Linked DNA regions of Homo sapiens: region 1 is linked to region 2. Evidence: chromatin contacts called from ENCODE Hi-C or POLR2A ChIA-PET data. All regions are on one chromosome and are shown on one strand. The core of a region is the stretch at or near the end of the contact, and the rest is flanking DNA. Distances in the headings are between cores, read along the strand shown. Region 1 holds the start of HEXB (hexosaminidase subunit beta). Region 2 holds the start of GCNT4 (glucosaminyl (N-acetyl) transferase 4).

Region 1 (4,185 bases), core at 1,599-4,098, 370 kb after region 2:
AGATCAGACAGGCTTCAGAGCAATTGTTTTTGGTATCCAAAAATCAGAATATTAAATAAAAATGTAAAGGCACTAAATAAAAAAGATCAGATAGGCTTCAGGGCAACTGTTTAAATAATATTTTACAGATTTTGGTAAGCCAGAAGGTTATATATGCTACTTATGTGTAAGAACGTCTTATGCTTTTTTGCAGAAGAGGTCGGAAAATTCTGACATGTTTGGAAGTGTATGGAAGTTAACCAATGAGAGAATGGAATGGATGTAGGTGTTGAGGGCCCTTCTCATAGGAAAACCCTGACAGATTAAAAAGGAAATTAAGACCACCGAAATACATACTTACAAAAGGTTAAGATGGTAAATTTTATGTTATGTGTATTTTTTCCTTAATTAAAATTTTTTTAAAAAAGAAATTAAAGCTGCTGGCAGCTTTGAGATCAGAGTTGGAAGCTGGCTTAGAACCTTGACCCTAGGTAGTAAAATTCTAACAGAAAACTCAAAGGGCTGTGAGGCAGTATGTCAAAGGTATGTGGGTTAGTTTAGCCTTCCAGGAAATGAAGGAGTGAAGCTATTTGTTTATTTTTAAAAATGAGTGACTAGCATGTGATGAACGCTGTTCTAGAAGCTAAAGAAGCAGCTATGCATCTAACAGCCAAACTCTCTGCCTGCAAAAAGCATACTGTTTCAAAGCAAGGTTTGTGATACAACCTGGGCTCTTCAGAGACAGGGGCTATGTGATGCTGAACAATCTGGGGCCTAGACTGTGTGTTCCTGACCACGTCGCACTTTGTGAACACTCCCATATTTCCAAATCTTTCCAACTCCACTGTGCTTTTACTCTGAGATACCTGCTGCTCCTTCTGAGTTCCTAGAATGCTCACATGCATGCCTTCAAGTCTTAGCCATAAGGGCCAACACATTTTATGACCTGCTTCCTAATAATACCAGGCATAATTAATGGCTGCTTCACTCAGAGGCCATGAGTTAGGCAAACTCTTCAGGTAATCACCCGCACATGCCTTGAAATACCAAGCCTTGCCTTCGAACCATCTCAGCTGATTTAAGTCCTGGTTATCTACCTATTGTTAACTTACATCACCCATGCTTTCTTGTCACAGTCAGTTCAGCATATTACCAAGTCCTTGTTTTACTTAGCAGTATGACACAGAAGGAAAATCCAATTCTACAAGCTGAACTCCAAGGCAAACATAATAAGCGTGTTTGTTTTTAAAAAGATTTCCAACCCTAGTCATGATCTTCTGAGACAACCTTCATGTACTTTCCATGCAATCTTTCTGAATATCCCAATGCAACCAAACACTTTGGTTCTACATCTTAACCCCACTCTGGCCTTAGCAGATTGGATACCAAAGGCTCATTAGTGTGTGTGTCTAAAATAGAGACTGATAATACCCATTTAGTTGTACAAAACAGAAGGAAACCATGAGCCTTCTGATTGTAGAGAATGAACCATTTCTGCCATCAGCATCTTGGGCCTCTGCAGCTTGAGCCTAGGCACCTGTCCTATCTGGGGTCAGAACACATTATTCAGTTAGTTTGACATTCCCTCCCCACCTGTTCAGGGTCCTGCAAGCACACTTAAGCTCTATAGTATCCACTGGGTACAGCGACAGGCTTGGGGAATGCCAGGAGGCAGTACAGTTAGCACCAAATTACAATTCTGCAGGGCACGATACGCCTTCAGGACAGTCCCACCTACACAGGTCTCACACTGAGGGGACAGTGTGTGGCGTCTTCAAACATCTCCCCAGGGGAACCTGCCTTGTCTATGGTGTGATTGGCTGACTCCCATGACAAAACTCACCCTGTCTGCAGCCAAAGGGTGAGAGAGACAGAGGCGCTATCTAGGGGTCTGTAAAAGAGGAAGCAGGGAGAGCAGGCAACATGATCGGTGTTGAGAAACAAAGTTGGATACTGCCTAACCACTGACCGCAGAAACGTAGTCAGATGCAAACATGTCACATTTTATATGGAAGAGATTTTAGGAGAGAGGGCAGTTTTAGGCAGTGCTCGAAACTGAGGACTTCTGCCATTTGAGCTGTTACCAGGAGATGTGAGGAGAGGTGAGGGGGCGAAACTGGCCTATAAATGACAGTCAGCTTTGGGGGATTCCTGGTCCCTCAAGAGAGCTTGTCTAAGCCCTTCGGGTAACTTATCCCTTTGCACGTCCTTCAAATAAGGAGCTGTCACTTTCCTCCCCAGCTCCGGTGTCCCCTCCGTCCATGCCATTTGCCCAACAAGGCCTCAGAGCAAACTCCCTCTTCCACTTACTATCCGGCTCTCAAACCAGGGTTCCTGAGCACCCAAGGTGTCCCTTAAGAAGCAGTAGGAGGGTGGGGGCAAGAGCGTGGGTTCAGTCCATGTGGCGCTGGGCAGATCGCCTGCCAGCTCCCAGGCGGTTTCTCGTCTGCGCAGTGGGGTGGTGAGGGTCTGCACAGCGCTCCGGGGTGGTCCGCCTCTCCCCTCCCCCAGGACAACTCCCGGCCGGGCCGGGAGCGCTCACCGTCGAAACGCTTCCTCCAGCAGGGTGCAGGAGGGGCCCGCCGTGGAATTGGGGCTGTGGCTGATGTAGAAGTTCTCCGGGGCGAGATGCAGCAGGTTCGGGGTCATCTTCACCAAGAGCGGCAGGGGCCACAGCGCCGGCCCCGGCTTGGCCGAGACGCTCGGGGCCCGAGCCGCCTCCGCCACCTGCACCACCAGCGCCACCTGAGTCAGCAGCGCCAACATCGCCGCCAGCAGTGTCGCCAACAGCAGCGCCAGCAGCATGGGCGGCCGGGGCAGCCCCAGCCCGCACAGCTCCATGGCCGCTCGGCTGCTTTCCGCCCGGTCTGCCGAGCCGGAGCCTCGGGACCCGACTTCCCGCCCGGCCCGGATCAGAGGAAGCGCGGCCGCGGGTGAGTCACCGAGTCAGATGACTGCGCGCGCCCGCCCCCGACTCCGCCTCCAGGCCCCGGGAGCGTCCTCGCCCAGCCCGCCCTGTCCAGGTCACCTCGAGAATTTCCTCCAGGGGTGCCCTCGGGTAGGAGCAGAGCCCAGACAGCAACCTCAAACACGGGATGGCTAAAGTAAGAAAAATGCCCGGTGCTGGCCGTACGTGGTGGCTCACGCCTGTAGCCCCAGCACTTTGGGAGGCCGAGGCGGGCGGATCACCTGAGGTCAGGAGTTCAAGACCAGCCTGGCCAAATTGGTGAAACCCCGACTCTACAAAAATACAAAAATTAGCCGAGCATGATGGCGGGTGCCTGTAGTCCCAGCTACTCGGGAGGCTGAGGCAGGAGAATCTCTTGAACCCGGGAGGCGGAGGTTGCAGTGAGCCGAGATCGCACCACTGCACTCCAGCCTGGGTAACAGAGCAAGACTCCGTCTCAAAAAAAAAAAAAAAAAAAAAGAAAAGAAAAAGAAAACGGCCCAGTGCACAGGCTCGGGACGCCAGGCCGACACCGGGTCGCCGCTCACGCTGTCAACACGGGCGCTCTCCTGTGGATCCCTGGCTTCGGTGAAGCTGGAGAAGCCAAGCTTGAGGAGCACCTTTCTCCTCTCAGCCCAACCACCAGATAACCGAGATGAGAGCTGAGTTTATTTGCTCCTAAGTCTAGGCTTTTCTGTAACAGCACTTCAGCTGTGGTCAATAAAGCCTTCCTATCAGAACTCCCTGGGGCAGAGCATGCCCAAGGAATCCTGAGAGAGAACATCTTGGCTCATCTGTGTGGGTCCCGATATAAAGGATCCCAACTGACAAGTTTGATTTCATAACCCATCCCTAAGGAAGAGCCAGTGAAGTCACATGACGAACACGGACTGGAGATGCCAAAGGGAGAAGAGGTGTTCTCTTACCAGAAGGAGAAAACGCTAGGCAGACCAAAACCACAGATCTGCTATATAAGTATTCTGAAAATGAGGGTGGAAGAGCTTTAAGGAAAGACTTCAAAGAAATGTAATGATTAGGCCAGGTGCGGCGGCTCACGCCTGAAATCCCAGCACTTTGGAAGGCGAAGGAGGGCGGATCACAAGTTCAGGAGTTCGAGACCAGCCTGGCCACCAAAGTGAAACCCCGTCTCTATTAAAAATACAAAAATTAGTTGGGCGTGGTGGCGGGCGCCTGTAATCCCAGCTACTCAGGAGCCTGAGGCAGGAGAATCGCTTGAAACCGGAAGGTGGAAGTTTTAG
Region 2 (3,738 bases), core at 51-2,550:
CCGAACGTGGATGACGCTCCGGGCAGCGGCGGAGAGCCGAGATCACCGCGCGCGCCTGAGAACTTTGTCCGAAGCGCGGCCCGGGGACTGGGAGCGCAGGGCAGGGAGCTCCCTCTGCGGGAGCGCGGAGGCGCTCCTACTTTCTCCGCACGTCACGGGGGCCGCTCAGCGCTCTCCCACCCCGGGCCGGGCGAGAGCGGCTCCCCAGCAGGGCGACGGAGGAGCGCGGCGAGAGCGAGCCGCCGCGGAGAGCCTGGGAACCCAGAGCGCAACCCTCGGCCCCCGCCGGGGCGGCCTCCGCAGCCGCACGGACCCCGCGTTCGGGGCTGGCCCGCTCCCTCTCGTAAGTCGACTTGGCCACGCGGGGGAGCGAGGGTCGCCCGGGGCTGGAGATGTTAACCCGGTCTCAGCCTCGTCTCCGCCGGGACGCCCCGACCCTCTGCTCCTCACGACTTTCGTTTTCCCGCCGGGGAAAACTTCGGCGCCGCGTCCATCTCCAGGCGGCAGGCGGGGGCGCCCTCTCGGAGCCGCGCGGGGAACCGGGCTGAACCCCGGCCTCTCTCCGCGCCTGCAGGAGCCCCGGGGCCACCAGAGCGCGCGGCGGACGGACACAGCGTCACGGGCCGGGTGGGCGACCCGGCGCGCGCCTAGCAGACGCCGCAACTTCGGGGCTCCCCGCGGCAGCCGCCGCCTGCGGCCAGACGCGGGGAAGTTCCCCGAGGCCAGCGGGGGGAAAGGGCAGCGGGCGGCGGGCGCGGAGCGTGTCCTGGATAACGGGCGCGGGCCGCGGAGCCGGCTTCCTGGGCTCGCGGGCGGAGTGGAGCCGCCAGGCTGGAGTCGCGAGCGCGCCGGCGCCGGGCTTTCCCGGGACTCTCCCCAAGTGCCAAGAAGCGGCTCGTGGGCGCGCCCTTGCCGGGAGCAGGGGCATCCCGCCGTCCTGGCCCTTCAGAGCCCAGCGCCGCCCAGCCTGGCCCGCGCCGCTGCGAGGCGCAGGGGGCCCGGGGGAGCTACTGAGCCCGGCTTCGTGACGCTTGCCTTTCGGAGCCGCTTGCCGCTTCTCCGCAGCCCTGGACCAGAGGGGACAAGCGATGCTGCCCGAGCCCCCGCCCCTGGGCTTCGGGACAGGGACGCGGGGCGCCTGAAAGGACTGCTACCGCGGCTTCTGCGCCAGGGCAACCGGGGCTGGAGGGGGCCTCCGAGTTGTTCTTTGGGGGCGGAAGCTGCGGGCCGCGCCTCCCAGGCCGCGCCCTTCCCAGAGACCAGTTTCTGGGCTTTTTAAGGTCAAGTTTTTTGTGCCGCAGAGCGGGCCGGGATCGTCTGCCTGCGAGGTGGCGGTGCCTACCACAGCGGGTCGGGAGCTTCTGGGATCCGAGCCGAGAAACGGGACGCTCGAGTCCATTTGCAGTCTTCACGTAGGAAACGGTGCTAGGTAAACGGGGCGAGTGGGTGTTTTGTAAATTTAAAGACTCAGCTTTCCCTGACGGGGAAGTTTTCCGAGTCACGTAGTCTGGGAAACAGTGTATTGTCCCCTCGTTGGGCAGGCAGAGAGGCGATATTGGCCTTGGGGCACTTTTTAAATTCATTTTTTTCTTTTTCTTTTTTTTTTTTTTTTTGTCTTTAAAAATGGAAGAACAACAAACCAGAAGATTAACAGAGTTGGGGCTAATATAATGCGTTTAATTGTCTCATGTGAGTAGACAGAAGTCGCCCTTTTTGATCTTGCATTCATAAAACATGTCCCTATTAAAGCATCAATAAGCCTAAAACATTCTAGAAACTAACAGTTCATTCTGACAGCTTTTGTTGATAGTCTCTTAAGGAAGTAAAATCTTTAAAAGTGAAAAAGTGAATCATTATAGAGAGCATATCCTATGTTGCACTTTCTAAGGATCCAATTTTGTGTGAGAAATGACCAGTTAAGATGTGTTGTTGATTTATCTCTTTCTGGTATCAGGAGAGAAACAATAGCCAAGGAACTGTGTGGCCGCTGAATTTTCTATGGGGAGACTGAAAGGAGTTTCCTGCTGCGGGGTGGTGGTGGGATGAGAAGGTTTATACTCTTTTCTTTGGGGGAAAAAGTTTATACTGATTTGCTAAATGTCACATCTCCTGCACAGAGGTAGGTGGGGTGAATGGCATAGTCGGGCAGTCAGAGTTAGCACTTTATGGCACCTGGCCAAGTGCCTTCAAGATAAGCAGGCCATAAATACAGGTGCTTCCCAAACTGACTTTGAATGACCTATGGTTGTTTTCTAGGAAGGGAGAGGGAGAGAGAGCAGGTAGAGGGCCCTGTACCTGACGGTGCTGTTTCTGCCTCATCCTTGACCCACGGGTGCTGGGAGCATGACCTGGTGACCTGGGGCTTATCACAGCACCACATAGGAGAGGTAAAACGGAGTCAGCTTCAGGGGATTTCCTTCTTAGGCTACAAGGCGGGAAGAAAGCAGTGAGACAGTAAAAATGAGCAAAGCAAGGCTGAAAAGTGAGTTCTTCAGGCCACCTGTGTTGAGCACTGGCTGTGAACCAGGCTGTGAACTGTCCCAATGTGAACAGCGCATTGGCTGCTGTGAGGCGCAGATGTGCTGCAGCTCACTGCATCTGTGCTGAGGCAGGAGGCCTTGCTGGGGAGACTGAAGGTGGGCTCAAGGATGAGTGGGAGCTGTGTAAACTAAGCAGCCATGGGGGAGGGGAGAGGTGAGAAAGGGGAGTATTCCCATCCCCGGGAATGGTGTGTGCTGAGACCAGAGGAGAGGAGAGCCTGAGAGGTGGAAGAAAAGACAGGTTCAGTATGACCTGAGGGGAGGATGGAGAATGGCACCGGGGAGGCCAGCAGATACCACTGCCAGGTGATGCCAAGGGGCATTGTGGCGAGTGGATCCTCAGGACAGTTTCACACCTGATAGTACGCAGATGAGATATGGATTAAAAGCAAAACAAAACTCCAGCTGCCCCGTGGAGAATGGACTTGAGGAGCCCCTAAGTAGACAGGGCTGGGTCAGAGGGTGCAGGAGGCCTGGCAGTTGAGACTGAGGTAGTGCCAGTAGGGATGACACGTTGGGCGGATTCAAGGCCGGCTCTGGAGAGACCTGGGGCTGAGTTTTGTGTAGGGTGTGAGAGCAGATGAGTTTTGTGTAGGGTGTGAGAGTGCAGCGTGACTCCCTCTAAGCTTGGGTGCTGGTATTTACGGAAACAGGGAACATTGGAGGAGGAAAGACAAGTTTGGTTTTATTGGGTCTGGGCAGCTTTCGAGGCTCCTAAGTGGAATGGCTTCCCTAGTGGCCACATAGTGCACTCGCTGGCTGACTCTCCACAGATGGTGGTCCTCTGTACGAGGGGTGTGGTCTGAATCCTGGGGTGGATGGGGTGGGGCGAGGCGGTGGTGTCTGAGGACTGGAAGCTGCTCCCAGAGTGAGAGGTGGGACGGAGGGCTAGGTACTTTAAGATGAGGGAGCCTTAGACATATGTGAATGCGATGGAGCGAGTTGGAAGGAGAAGCTGAACACACAGGATGTCTGGATCCCCTCCCCCTTGGATTGCGATGGTATTTTGATATCAAGCTCATGTAATGTAAACTGTCAACATCTTACAGAAACAGTGTTTTAAAGCACGTGTGACTGCGAGTGATTTACTTCACAGATCATACAAATGTAATGTTTAGGAGAAACATGGATGATAATCACGCAACAGAGATGCAGCATGGCTAAGAGCAAGGCCTCGCAGTGAGACTGCTGAGCTCCT

What was found. A loop is a pair of places that touch in the nucleus more often than their neighbours do. ChIA-PET counts read pairs that join two places held with the same protein, here RNA polymerase II (POLR2A). Pooled maps may share reads with other maps.
Region 1: a loop to region 2 is called in a map of heart left ventricle, with 5 times the contacts of the local background. The contact joins the promoter of HEXB here to the promoter of GCNT4 in region 2. A Hi-C loop is called at or near these places in 11 of 168 maps with a recorded cell type or tissue (A673, Caco-2, IMR-90 and 7 more), 6 of 37 single-sample maps with no recorded cell type and 30 of 50 pooled maps. POLR2A ChIA-PET finds 5 or more read pairs at or near these places in 5 of 52 experiments (H1, activated T-cell, activated naive CD4-positive, alpha-beta T cell and 2 more).

What each region holds. Positions count from the first base shown.
Region 1 is chr5:74,683,896-74,688,080 of GRCh38, reverse strand. HEXB (hexosaminidase subunit beta) reads right to left here and starts at 2,848. Exons shown (of 14, transcript NM_000521.4): 1 at 2,522-2,848. The coding sequence starts at 2,820. RefSeq lists enhancers at 1,871-1,960, 1,971-2,020, 2,081-2,130, 2,636-3,136 and a silencer at 2,821-3,160.
Region 2 is chr5:75,050,120-75,053,857 of GRCh38, reverse strand. It overlaps GCNT4 (glucosaminyl (N-acetyl) transferase 4), which reads left to right and starts at 1,300. Exons shown (of 4, transcript NM_001366737.1): 1 at 1,300-1,429; 2 at 1,631-1,689. RefSeq lists silencers at 44-413, 534-583, 804-1,053.